2 separate regions of the Mus musculus genome follow, and region 1 is linked to region 2. Evidence: chromatin contacts called from ENCODE Hi-C or POLR2A ChIA-PET data. All regions are on one chromosome and are shown on one strand. Each heading gives the region's core, a stretch centred on a gene start or an enhancer-like site at or near the end of the contact. The rest is flanking DNA. Distances are from core to core; before and after follow the strand shown.

Evidence for each region. Hi-C counts contacts between places; a loop is a spot of excess contacts on that map. ChIA-PET counts read pairs that join two places held with the same protein, here RNA polymerase II (POLR2A).
Region 1: a loop to region 2 is called in a map of gastrocnemius, with 8 times the contacts of the local background. The contact joins the promoter of C530005A16Rik here to the promoter of Gpbp1l1 in region 2. A Hi-C loop is called at or near these places in 5 of 37 maps with a recorded cell type or tissue (T-helper 17 cell, gastrocnemius, heart and 1 more). POLR2A ChIA-PET finds 5 or more read pairs at or near these places in 4 of 5 experiments (Patski and embryonic stem cell).

Annotation. Positions count from the first base shown.
Region 1 is chr4:116,594,112-116,600,280 of GRCm38, reverse strand. It overlaps C530005A16Rik (RIKEN cDNA C530005A16 gene), which reads left to right and starts at 2,651. Exons shown (of 3, transcript NR_029450.1): 1 at 2,651-4,439. Ccdc17 (coiled-coil domain containing 17) reads right to left here and starts at 3,551. Exons shown (of 13, transcript NM_001037916.3): 1 at 3,324-3,551; 2 at 3,180-3,248; 3 at 2,913-3,018; 4 at 2,681-2,843; 5 at 2,518-2,601; 6 at 2,320-2,438; 7 at 1,994-2,107; 8 at 1,654-1,781; 9 at 1,456-1,550; 10 at 1,117-1,320; 11 at 791-992; 12 at 614-724; 13 at 15-394. The coding sequence starts at 3,494. The coding sequence ends at 263.
Region 2 is chr4:116,552,697-116,559,687 of GRCm38, reverse strand. Gpbp1l1 (GC-rich promoter binding protein 1-like 1) reads right to left here and starts at 2,030. Exons shown (of 12, transcript NM_029868.3): 1 at 1,860-2,030. Tmem69 (transmembrane protein 69) reads left to right here and starts at 3,745. Exons shown (of 3, transcript NM_177670.4): 1 at 3,745-3,815; 2 at 4,785-4,920; 3 at 5,959-6,991. The coding sequence starts at 4,879. The coding sequence ends at 6,654.

The DNA of each region.
Region 1 (6,169 bases), core at 1,402-3,901, 40 kb before region 2:
GACAACACTGGTTTAGGTAAAGCCATTTTCAAAGTGTTGAATGCCAGCCAGTTTAACTAAATATTTGAAGACATTTACTCCTGGACCTGCTTTATAAAAGGAAAATAAATGCAGAAGAAATTCTAGTTGGCTAGTTTAAAGAAAAGTGGGTTTGGGTTAAGTTCTTTTTTGCCACACAGTATTTTAGGATCAAATGTAGTTGGCCACTGTTACAAGACCCCATTTAAAAAGCTGCAGGTCTAGAAGAAATTCAGTGTTTCAGTCAAAACTGGTGAGGACTCAAGTGCTCATTTTTATCCTTAACGCTGACAAAAGCCTCTTCTGTGGGAGGTGGGGGGTCAGCAAAGGCAGAACTGTGGGTGAAGAAGCTGGATTCCACAGATGAACTGGACACCTATAGAATATGAAAGATAGGGTTTTGTTTTTAAGCAAAACTTAAGACAAACGTTGGAGTTAAACTGAGGACAAAGTTTAATGAAAAGCAGGGCAAGTGTTCTTTTTCTGCCACATGGTATTTCATGGGTAGGTTTAAGGATTAATGTAGATACCTTAATTGGTATACACTATCTAATAGAAGCTGCTTAGCCTACAGGCTGACCAGAAGTGGACTCACCATTGGTGGGTACTGGTATTCATGGGCATTTGCTGGGTTGATCTCTGCCAATGTCTGGGCATCTGTATCTCTTGCATTTACCAGCCTCAGAAAGAGCTCAGCCTGGCCTGCCTAACAAAGGAAGTGGTACTCCATTGGAATCTGGGAGTATACCCAGTCTTTATCCTCTATACTTACCTGGGGAATCTCATTCCTCTGGGCAAGGCTGAGGCTGGTGTTAGGATAGACCCGAAGTGGGAGGCGCCAACGGCCCCTAAGCACCCTCAGATCTTGGTCAAATAGCAATAGTGAGGCCCAAGCCTTTGGTTGTGGTGCCCATGTAACTCCATGCCAGGCCTGTAGTTCACAGATCAAAGATACCAGTGGTGATGGAGGCAGCCTGTGAAACAAAATCACGTTCGAGTATTTAGCTGAAGTCCCTAGTTTGTTGTAGGGCTGCTCTTGGGCCCAGTGTACAGATCAGACCTAGTAAGGTGCAGCCTTTATGACCTATACCTACTAACCTGGGCACAGGCTGCTTGCTTGCTAGGATAGCACAGTTGCCCATAGGTCCAGGAGCTGAAGGTTGTGGCAAGCAAAGGGCTGGAGGTAATGCTGTGGTCCCTCCTGTATCTTGTCCATTCCGGGCCAAGCTGGTCATTAGCTGTACCCATATCCAAGAAGTGTCAAGGCCCCGCAGGAAGTCATAGAAAATGACAAGGCCAGCCCTGAAGAATACAAATCTATGTACACAGAGCCCCTAATTCCTCCACCCGGCCAGTACTTTAAGCCTGGATGGCGGTTGGTGGGTCTCCATAAATGTCAGCATTCAAAAATGCTGTGAAGGAGGGAGCAGGCCTCACCCAGGATCATAGGGTGCTGGACCTAGAACATCTGATGCAGGTAGGAGGAAGTGGAGATCCAGACCCATTTTTCTTGTCATGGTTCCATTAAGTATCTATTGTGGACAAAAGAGTTCAGTCCTACAGAACTGCAATCTGCCCATGATCCCCAAACTGCATGTCAAGCCAGCCATCAACCCCGAATGCTGTCTTTCTCACAGTCTTTGAAGTGCCATGGAAGTTCTGGGCTTTTGTGGAACTTGTAAGTTGTGGTATTGGGGGTGCAACCAGTGGAGGGAGGAGGGAGTTATCACACCTACTCAGGTGTCCGGGGAGATCCCTGGATCCTAGAAACAACAACAAAGTGGCTTGAGCTGGAGGAAGCAGCAAACTGAGTAAGTCAGAGGGAGTACAGGCTCATAAACCAAAGATACAAAGATAGCTGTATTGACAGAAACACGTTACAGACATGGACTTCATCCTCCCGACTTGGTCCCTTCACCCCTTCAGAGTTGGGTTCCCTGGGATTGTCTAGGGAGAGGCTGTATTTTTCACTGACCCCAGGGCGACAGACTCAGGACTTTCTGCTTCTGCAATGCCAGGATTTCTGCCTCCAGGAGCCTGTTTTCGGCTTCCACCGTTAGAACCTCCTCAGAGGCGGCACTTAGTTTTTCTGAGATGAATTAAAGTGATCTGTCAAGCATTATGTAGTAATCCAACTTTAAGGGTTTCTGCACAAGCCTGGATTTGTCATCTGGCAATGGGTTTTCCTTCCTTGGGCTTACGTGCCTCCCATTCTAGTGGTGCTCTCCCTCAAGCCCTTTTCTCCTTCCAACTCTAGGACCATCAGTGTAGAAACCCTCTATGATAGACCCTTTCGTTCACCCTTGCGGTTTTGCGACCGCTGCAATTCCAGGGCTGACGCTTCCACTTGCAGCTGCAATATTTTGTCCAGAACTTCTGGGTCCCGGCCTCCACCGTGCACGTAGGCTTCACGTAGGATCCTAGCAAGAAGGCAGCAGAAAGCGATCTCCCAGACTGAACAGACTCCCGATCCTGTCCACCCAGGGCCGGGGTCCTCACCGGATCTCTGCAGCCAGCGTTTCCGGGTTGAACCGCAGGGGCAGGTAACAGAATTCCACTGCCCTATGGGTGTCCTGCAGTTTTCTGGCGCAAGCAGATGATGTCACTGACCCGAGCCCAAGGCCCCGCCCGCACTCCTACCAAAGCTGGGCCGGCAACTCACCGAGGCTGAAGCTGGAGCGCCTGGAAATGCGCACCTAGCGTTTGCAGTGCTCCCCGGGTCCGGTTGGCCTCTTCCTTGAGTTCTCTGAGCTCGCGCTCCAAGTCGAATGGGCGGGGTAATCCTCCCTTGGGTCCCGCCACGCTGTGGAGGCGCCGTTTTAATTCTGAGGGACAAATGGGCAGAGTCAGGGTGAGTCCGAGCACAGCGACAGGGCCGAGTCCTTACCTCTCACCTTCGCCGCGACGCTCCAGCGCCCGGCTCTGTGCTTCTGTTTCTGCCATGCGTCTGGCGCGGGTTCCCTGCAAGACTCGCAGCCTCTCCCCAGGGCTCCCTGCAGTCTGGGAAGTGAGACCCTCAGTCGCTCGGGGACCTATTTTCTGTAGGGACAGCAACTGCACCTGCAAATAACTCGGACCCGCTATTTCTGTACTGGGTGATTTCCAGCATGTAAATCTCTACACATGTAAAGTTGAAGTTTGTAGTCATGATTGGTGTGTACCTCCTCTGTCAGCCTCTTTAGAGCAGATGTGCTGGCTTCCTGATCACGGCTCTTTTCTTGTGCCATGATCTGGTGGCGGGGAGGCAAAAAACGTAAGAATAATGATTGATGGAAAACCTACCCCTGGCCACTGGCGGCCCTTACCTTGGTGCCTCGTTTGATCGCGACTGAAGGCTGTGATTTAAGTGTTACCTCCGGAGTCAGCCGGCCAATGCAGAATCGTTTGGTGTGTGTGGCCAACAGAGCCCAGGAGCGGAAAACCATATCACAGGATTCACAGGATAAAAGTCCTGATTCCCCTGAGTAATCGGCCATGGAATGGAATCTCTTATAGACACCAGCGTCCTACAGAGGATGTGACAAAAGAGAAAAGGCGGACTGGACAGAAAAGAGAGAAAAGGGACAAAGAATAGACCAAGTCTGCTAAATCGCCAGGTCCTTCAAATGTATGTTTATGTTTGGGGAGGTGCCCTAGCTCCCTGGGCAGCGAGTACAGGCTTAGGCAGGCCTGGGCAATGTGCCTGGCCACCTTTGGGTGGGGCCCAGGTGTGAAAATGTCAGTTTGTTCCACCAATTACAGTGAGTTTGGCCAAGTATTTAATTAACTGCGGCTTTGACTTCATTGCCTATTTAGCCTCTGATAGGCAACTGTCATCTGTACCACAGCTGTTCTCTAAAATGGACAGATTTCAAGCTAGAATTCTCCACTGTAGGGAACATTTCCGCACAAGGTAAACCTCATATTAGCAGTATGTCTTTGCATAAACCCATCTTTTACAGAATTAACACACCACACAATGGAATAGTCTTTCTAATTCCCATTCTGGGACAGGAATGATCTGAACCTTTCCAGTAATGAGAACTGGGAGACCCGTTGGGGAGAATACAATTTGTCAGATGGATACTACTTGTGAGTTAAACGAGCTCTTTCTGCTGGTCAAGTTATCGTCACCTTTACACAGATCTGTAAAAGCAACGTTCATCCTCATCTCCTAGGCGAATCTATGCCTAAAATGTTTTCAGGCTCTGAGACTATTGAATAAACTCACTCTAGCTCTTCCTCAAAGCTGGCTGACTCAACTCAGCTGTTCTGTCTCAAAGTCCTCTCTGAACTGGTTCAAACCGGCTTCTCTTAGCTTCTCATTGAAGTGCTCTACTTGGTGAAGCTGCCTCTAAACTACACTCAACTGAACTAACTCCAAGATGGATTTTCCCTGCACTGCTCTTTTTTTTTTTTTTTTTAAGATTTATTTATTATATGTAAGTACACGGTAGCTGTCTTCAGACACACCAGAAGAGGGCGTCACGGATGGTTGTGAGCCACCATGTGGTTGCTGGGACTTGAACACTGGACCTTTGGAAGAGCAGTCGGGTACTCTTACCCACTGAGCCATCTCACCAGCCCCCCTGCACTGCTCTTAAGTAGCATTTCTTTCCTGAGTTGGGCTTTGCCCATCTGTGGAGAGCTTTGTGGGGCCACTTGGCTGGGATTTGACATTAGGCCAGGACAAGGAAGTAAGCTCAGGCAGGAATCTAATTTGGCTAGAACAAAGTAGTAGGCTTAAGGCAAGAATTTTACTTTGGGCTAGGACAGGGAAGTAGGCTCAGATATCTTGGTCATCCTGATAAGCACTTAGAAACAGTGAGCTTGGGAGTTTTATTGTCTTGCTTATTCTCCAGCCTAGAACTGATCTTATTATTTGCATGTAATTAAAATGATATAAAAGCAAATTGGGGGAAAAAAAATAAACCTACTTCAGCCTCAGACCTTGCTGAGTTCATACTACAATGAAAATTGCCTTTTTTCTTTTTAATCCTCGCTCCTGAGCTGATCTCTCTGACTCATTTGGTCAGATATTTCTGATTCATCACACTAAGGGCATGTCTGTATCCAGCGAGGTCATACAGACATCTATCTTTTGGATGTGATCCTTTTCAAGAGCAAACATGTTCCCTGATTAAAATTCGTCTACACAGATCCATGCACCTCATTTCTGAAGCAGCCTTTCCTCAGTAAGACAGAGCTGTTAAGGTAGTTCTCTCCAAACATCCAAAGAGGAGCAAGTTACACGATGTTTATGTGCTCTGAAACATTATATAAAAGGCGAGCATTCTCTCCACTGCCTTAATAAACTGTTACTTCATAGATTTAAAAGATGCTTTTTCTTTTTTAGTGTATGGGTATTTTGCCTGCACGTATACCAACGCATTCAGTTCCCAATGAGGTTAGAATTGGGGTGGCTTAGGTTATGATTGCTAGTTGCATTTTGAACCGTAGCCAACTGAAAGAGCAGCTAGTTGAGTGCTCCATGGGGCCATCCTTCCAATTCCAGCAGATTTAGAAAAATGGGCTACATGAGCATTATACTGAAAGTGTTACCTTTTGTGGTGGTTTCAGGTAGTAAATCGAGGGCCTTGGCCATGCAATGCAAGTAAATGTTCTGCCAATGAACTATGACCTCCAGCTGCCAATTTCCTTAACATATCTTAACATTTAGCCTGTGCATGTATTTGTGTTAGCACAGGTAGGCCAGGTAAAGTATCATGTCAAGGGAGTCATTTGTCTACTTTCATCATGTGGATCCCAAGAATCAAACCGAAATCCTCAAACTTGGTGACATAAACTTAAGTTCACTGAGCCATCTTGGTGGCCCTAAAATGTGGAACCACAACCATAAAAACTGCAAAAGCCACAAGCGCTCCTAACCCACTAAGCCATCTCTCCAGCTCTTCATTCATTTTGTATGTATATGTGCATATCAAGTTCACATATACAACTCGGAGAACAAATTGTGGAAACCATTTCTCAACTTCCATCACCATGTGTTTCTAGGTATGGAAGATGTAAACACTTAGTGGGCAAGTGCTAACCCTACACGGAGTCATTCTCATTCCTCCATCTCCACTGTCGTCTTACTTCATTCAATCACCCCCATGCACCCATTTAATTAAGTAGGAAGCACTTGTCAGGCCTTCTTTAAAATATTCAT
Region 2 (6,991 bases), core at 781-3,280:
TGAAGAGATGGTTTAGCAGTTAAGAGCACTTGTTGCTCTTCCAGAGTACCCAGGTTTGACTCCCAACACTCACATGACACCACCTCACAACTGTCTTTAACCCCAGTTCCAGGGGATCCATTATCTTCTGACCTCAATGGGACCTATATGTACGTTTACACAGGAATACATACAGGCACACTACCCATATACATAAGAAAAAAATTCCTAGAACAAAAATTTTACCGTCTAAATGAATATATAAATGTAATTGAAACCAACTCTATGAAAGGTGGCAGTTTATCCTGGGAATGGATCGTCAAAGATCCACAATTTGCACTCTATCTTATCTTTTAAATAGACAGAAATTTCACTCAATCACACCTTTCCAAAAATTAAAATTTGCTATTGTTTTTTTGCACTTCTGGCAGGGTCTTTTTGTTTTGTTTTGTTTTGTAAGCGAAGCTTGCCTTTAGTTAAAAAAAAAAAGTGGGAGAGAAGGACCTAGCATTACACTTCAGAATATATTTTCACTTGCAAAATTGTTTCTTTATTTTGTAAATGCCCAAATTTCTTGGGTTCTGAGGTGAAAACTACCATAAAAAACATGAGACCTCATGAGTGGAGCAGAAGTGATAAAAGCGCTCTAATCCCAGGACTCAGGGTCTGAGTTCAAGCCCAGCAAGGACTGCAGAGTGAGTTCTAGAATAGGCAGGGCTACACTGACAAACCCATTTTGAAAACAAAAAACATTCGACCACCAACAAACTACAAATCTGTCTACTGGCGTCTAATACTCTTTAGTTTTTGATGAGATTTACAAAAAAAGTGGCTTTATTACTAAACAAAAACCATGAACCACCACTAACTTCTGGTTTTCCGGGTAAGAGTTATCAAAGTTAAACTATTCAACACATTATACATGCCAACCTCAGAGTACAAAAGTGGCAGACAAAACTGATACCACAGCACAATTTCAGAACTATTCACAACTACCAAAAACAAAAAACCGCACCCATTCTTATGTAAACTTTTGCAGTAAACTTCCTGAGCCTCACCTTCGCTTACACCTACCCTCTTCAAAGGTACCAATTGTCAAAAACTCCTAAGAGAAAACGTCCCATAGGGGAAAAAACGACTGAAATGTTATTATATTTAAGCATTTAAACAGGGTTCTTCCTCAGGCTACAGCCATTTTAGATTCAGTATCTTTTGAATTTTATGGGTTGGGAAGATTTAGCATGGAATAAAAACGACTAGTTAAGCCACTTCAACTAATCAAACTTCCACTCCAATGGGACGGAGTTTGGTAGATAACCAGTAAGACAATCTGAAGTTGAAAAGGTCTCCCTACCCCAGAGAACCGCGACTCCGGGCGTGGAAGTTCCCTTTCGCCCAGATAGTCCACATTTGACTTACACGACTTTTTCCTCGTTAAGTTTCTCTTAACTGGAAAACAGAAGCCTTCGGCTCTTATTTTAAAGAAAGGTAAAATAATAATAATAATAATAGTAATGATAATAATGATAATAAAACCCAAGTAAACCAAATCACTCAACCACTATCAAGCCGGAACTCCTGGAGAGGAGCCGGAGCCGCAGGTGAGCGTTTCCGACCGGGAACTGAAGTTGAAGTCGGAGAGCTCTGGAACCGCCGCGGCGACGCTAGTGTGCAAGACTCCTCCCGTTGGCGGGGGGGAGGGGGACGTTCCAACTCGGCGACTCCCAGGTCCCTCGTCCACCCCGGCGGACCCACACCCAACCACCTGTGCAAGACCTTCTTCTAACTAGTTTTCCTAGACGGCCAGTTAGGTGCCGGCGGAGCCCGTGCCGGGACCACTCCAGGTCTCCTTCTGCTCGGTGTCCAGGACCCATACTCACCCGGCAGCGGCGGGGCTACGGTCAAGGACGACTCGCGGCGTCTGAGGACGCGTCCTCAGCTTCTCCGACCAGCAGAGGTGACTAGCCCACAACCATAACAAAGCTCTTCCCAAAATGGCTGCCCGGCCCACAAGGCCCAGGAGGGGGCAGAGCGGGTGGAGGAGGAGCGACGGCCGGCTGGGCCCTCCCTCTGCCGCTTCGGCCCGCCTCCTTCACGCCCACTAGCACCGGCGCACGCGCAGGCGTGAGCTCCAGCTTTCGTGACCCCGCCCGGGCGCCCGCGGCTCGCTCTGGAAACGTTGGGCTGCTCCTGCAGCGGTTACTTCCCGCCCCGCCCCCGGCGCCCTTCGGCGCGACGCCGGTCGGTCCACTCTCCCTTCCGCAAAGCCTTCGCCTCTCCTTGTGCCGCTCTTGGGGCGAGGACCAGCCGAATTCAGCACGCCCCTTTAAAGCTCCCAGCCGGGTCCTCCGGCCTGGGAGCACGTGAATATGGGAGGATATATTTGTACCAGTTCTTCCCCCACCCATTCTTTCTTCACCTTCTCACACCTCGATTGTGAACCAGATGCTTCGCCAACTACTAGAATTGTCAAACAAGTAGCGGAAGAGTGTGTTTTCCGAGCCCTGTACACCTTTGCCCCTCCATTCACAGGCGCGCGCCGTGGAAACTACAGTCCTAGGCAAGCCATAGACACACACATACTCCCGCCCCTCCGGACTAGAGCATGCGCGGCGGTGTGGGCGCACTACCTGCCGGGAGTTGTAGTTCATGGGCATTGCAGGCGTCACGGAGCCGCCAGAATGGAGGGTTGAAATCTGCTCCAGCCCAGTCTTTGCTAATAAACCCCCAAAAGAGTCTATAAGCACTCTCTTGGCTATTGCACGACAGGAAGGGACCGTACAACCTTGCCAGAGAAGGTAATAAAACTGGCGGACAGCGTCTCACTAAAAACGAATGTTTCAGGAAGTTAGTTTTACTGCTTAGAATGGAGGAAGTAGTCAAAAAGGAGTCCCTACGTAAATGAACTCTCCTTTTTGTCTTCAGCTTTTTACACAAGGAGCCAAGAACGCTCGAAGTACTTGGTAGCTGTTCCTTTTGGTCGACAGATGGCAGGTTGGGGGTGGGAGAGGAGACTTAGAATAAATCACACAGAGGATAAATTCAACAATGTTACTTCCTGGATGACCTTCAAGCTCAATGCCCCTAACGCCACACTTTGATTCATAGAATTCTGAATGTTGGGCCCCAGTCTTCTGTATTCCTCAATGTAATTTCTAGGTAATAGAGAATAAGGTAAAAACAAAATCAACACCTCTTTCTCGCCCAGTGGTAGTAATAAAGGACTCAAATGCGGAGGAAGATGTGTCCAGTCGACTCAACAACGTTGTTTTGCAAGTTAAGCGTTCCAGGCAATCCTGCCTTTAAAAAAATAAAATAATTCCGTAGGCCAAATCAGCCAACTCCAAGTCTCCTCCTAGCTTCTTCCACTACTGTTACTGGGGGTTATTTCAGAAATTGTACTCTACTTCCTGAATATGTGTGTGTGTGTGTTAAACTGGTTAGAGATCCCATAACAGAGACTTGTAAGGTATCTGAAAGCTGACTTCAATTAGAATATTTTAGACTAGCCCTCAGCTCTGTGGTTAAAGGCACTTACTGCTCTTACAGAGAACCTCAGATCAGCTCCCAGCACCTATACTGTGGGGAATCCAAGCCTCTCGCCTGAGTGGGCACATGCATGAACATCCACATTAAAAATAATGTAAAATAACTGAGGGAGGGAAGCATTCAAAAACGGAAAGAGAAGAGTCGGAACTTGCTACCGTTAATTCCCATCCGGACCCATTTTCCTGCACTCAGGAAGTGGGGGGGCTGTGTGATTCCAGTTGCCGGAAGTGTTGTTTCGGTGTTTCTGGTTGAATTTGTTCAACTTTTGCGCCGTGTGATGGTGGCAAGTACGTTTCAGGGTTGTCAAGGGTACACTTTGGGAAGGAGGTGGTGGTGGGGTCACTAAGGATTGGTATTGGTATATAGATGTATAGTTACCCCACGCGTCTTAAGGACCTTTTGTGTCTAAATTCCGCTCGTGTCGCTAAAATGTCAGCTAGGAGCTTCCAGTTTGTGGTAGTTGCGTTGGCGAAATGAAAACATTTGGTCATTTTTTTTTTTCGTGGAATGAGCGAGTTGGCCACGGCTTTTAGTTTTTTAATCTCCACATCAGCTTCTGTCTCAGGGCTTCAGCCTGATTATAATCCTCCAAAATTAGAAAACACGTGCTCCACTGGTTACTGAATTCCAAAAGGTGGAGAATATATGGAAAACATTTAATTACATTGCTTGATTCACAACAAAGCGATATTTGTGGCTGCTCTCATTTATAGTGTAAAAATTCCACAGCCCCGAGTACACAATAACTAAAGAGAATATATGATTATTGGGAACAAAAGGTATAACTGTCAGTTTTAAAGATGAGGCACTGGTGCCTAAGAAGTGGTAGAGATGTTTGCTAAATCCAAATGTTCAGTTTCACATTGCTCTTTTTATTAAACCAAACAGCCAAAACTAAAATTATTCTTCAGAAAACAAAAACAGCACAAAACGTATTTCCTTAATATGTGACACTTTGGCAAATAAATACATAAATAAATCAAAATAAATTATGTTTCATCGAAGAGATTTTCTTGACTTTTTGTTGTTGTTGTTGTTGTTTTGGGTTTTTTTTGAGACAGGGTTTCTCTGTATAACCCTGGCTGTCCTGGAACTCACTCTGTAGACCAGGCTGGCCTTGAACTCAGAGATCCGCCTGCCTCTGCCTCCCAATGCTAAGTGCTGGGATTAAAGGCGTGCACTACCACTGCCCAGCAACGACTTCTTATAAATGTATAAAATGTATACAATTAAGCGATATCTTGTTTTATGTATAGGGCGTTGCTTCAAATTCAGCCATCCCCCTCAACTATAAAAATATATGAATCGGAATTGCATTTTCCCTGGACAAAACCCTGAGCAGAAACCAGAATGCTACACTTCATCCAGAAAGTTTCTGGAGCATCTTCAAAGGTTAGTTGAGCACTATTTGTCAATAACTGTTTGGCTATGGCAGATATAGAAATATGTATTCAAGTGAGGAAGGAAAACAATGGGCAAATTATAAATAAGTAAAATATTTACTATGTCAAATAATAACTGCTATGGAGTACTATACATCAGGGAAAGAGAATAGGGAATATCAAGAATAGAGAGAAGCCGGGCATGGTGGCACATGCCTTTAACCCCAGCATTCGGGAGGCAGGCGGATTTCTGAGTTCGAGGCCAGCCTGGTCTACAAAGTGAGTTCCAGGAGAGCCAGAGCTACACAGAGAAACCCTGTCTCGAAAAACCAATAAATAAGCTACAGAGAAACCCTGTCTCGAAAAACCAATAAATAAATAAATAAAATAAAAAAATAGAGAGGACCAGGGCTCTAGTTTGACCCCAGCACCCATGTTGGGTGGCTCACAACCACTGCTAATTCATCATTAAAGGACTTGAAGCTTCCACTGAGGGTACCCACACACATGAAAATAAGAATAAATCCTACCAGAAAATAATAGACAGGATTATATAACATAAATAGGAGGTTAGAAAAGAAGAATGGCCATGTAGGCAGCTGAAGGAAAAGCATTCTTACTGAAGACAAAAGGAGTAAAGACCAGCAGGAGCTCAGTCCCTGCATGCTTCTCGGGGCTCACCATGACTGGTAAGTAGTGCTCCTTTTAATTTCAAAGTGATATTTTTTAAAGAGCTTTTTTTTAAAAATGTGTATGGGTGTTTTGCCTACATGTATATCTGTGTTCCACCTGTATGTGATGTGTGTGGAAGCTAGGAGAAGGTGTAAGATCTCCTTGGAACTGGAATTACAATTGGTTGTAAGCCACCACATGTGGCAGGAATCAAACCTGGATCCTCTGGAGAAACAGCCAGTGCTCCTAATCACTGAGCCATCCCCCCCACCTCCAATTTATTACTTTATATATGTGGTGTTTTGCCTACATGTATTTCTCTGTACCATGTGTTCTTATTTTTAAACTTTGTCTTCTGGTTCTGTTTCCTTCATAGATGCTGAAGAACCCTTTTACAGTGAGACTTGGAGCTGGCAGAATAGACATACTTTCTCTCAAGACATGTCTACTGCAGAACTTTTCCTCTTTGCCTCCAAGAACTTGGCTTTCCCCATCATTTCAAGTGTGTATGAGGAAGATACAATGCTATCATGTGTCACCATGCAACTTTAAAAAGCAGAAGGCAGTCCTTCCTCCAAAGAAACGAAGCACCATCACTTACCTACTCGATAGCCCAAAGCCAGCTTTATATATAACTCTGGCGGGGTTAATCCCCTTTACTGCTCCCCCACTTCTCATGGTAATAACAAAGTCTTATATCCCCGTCCTAGCTTTCACTCAGATGGCTTATGGAGCCGGTTTCCTAGCTTTCTTGGGAGGGATCAGATGGGGTTTTGTTCTGCCAGAAAGTAGTCCAGCCAAACCAGACTACATTAATTTAGCTAGCAGTATGAGTCCTATTCTGTTTTCATGGGCAGCCATCCTATTTTCTGAAAGACTCAATGAAGCCATAGTCACATTAATAATAGGTTTAGGGATAGCATTACACAATGAACTTTTCCTCTTACCACATTATCCCAACTGGTTCAAAGCCTTAAGGATTGTAAGTACTTTAGTGGCTTTTATCTCATTTGTAGTCACTTTAATACTTGAAAATATTTATCCAGAAAAAGGGCCCAAGAGACCCGATTAAATAGAAATATAAAAATACTTTCTTGGTATTATTTACAGTGTCTGTGGAGGCCAGAAGACTGTTGAATCCCCTGAAGCTAGCTTTTTTTTTTTGTTTTGTTTTGAAGAAATATTTGTTTATTTTATATGAGTACACTGTAGCTGTCTTCAAACACACCAGAGGTGGGCATCAGATGCCCATTGCAGATGGTTGTGAGCCACCATGTGGTTGCTGGGAATTGAACTCAGGACCTCTGGAAGAGCAGTCAGTGCTCTTAACCACTGAGCCATCTCTCCAGAGACCCCTGGAGCTAGCTTTACAGACAGTTCTGAGCTACTCAATATCTAGGCTGGGAGCT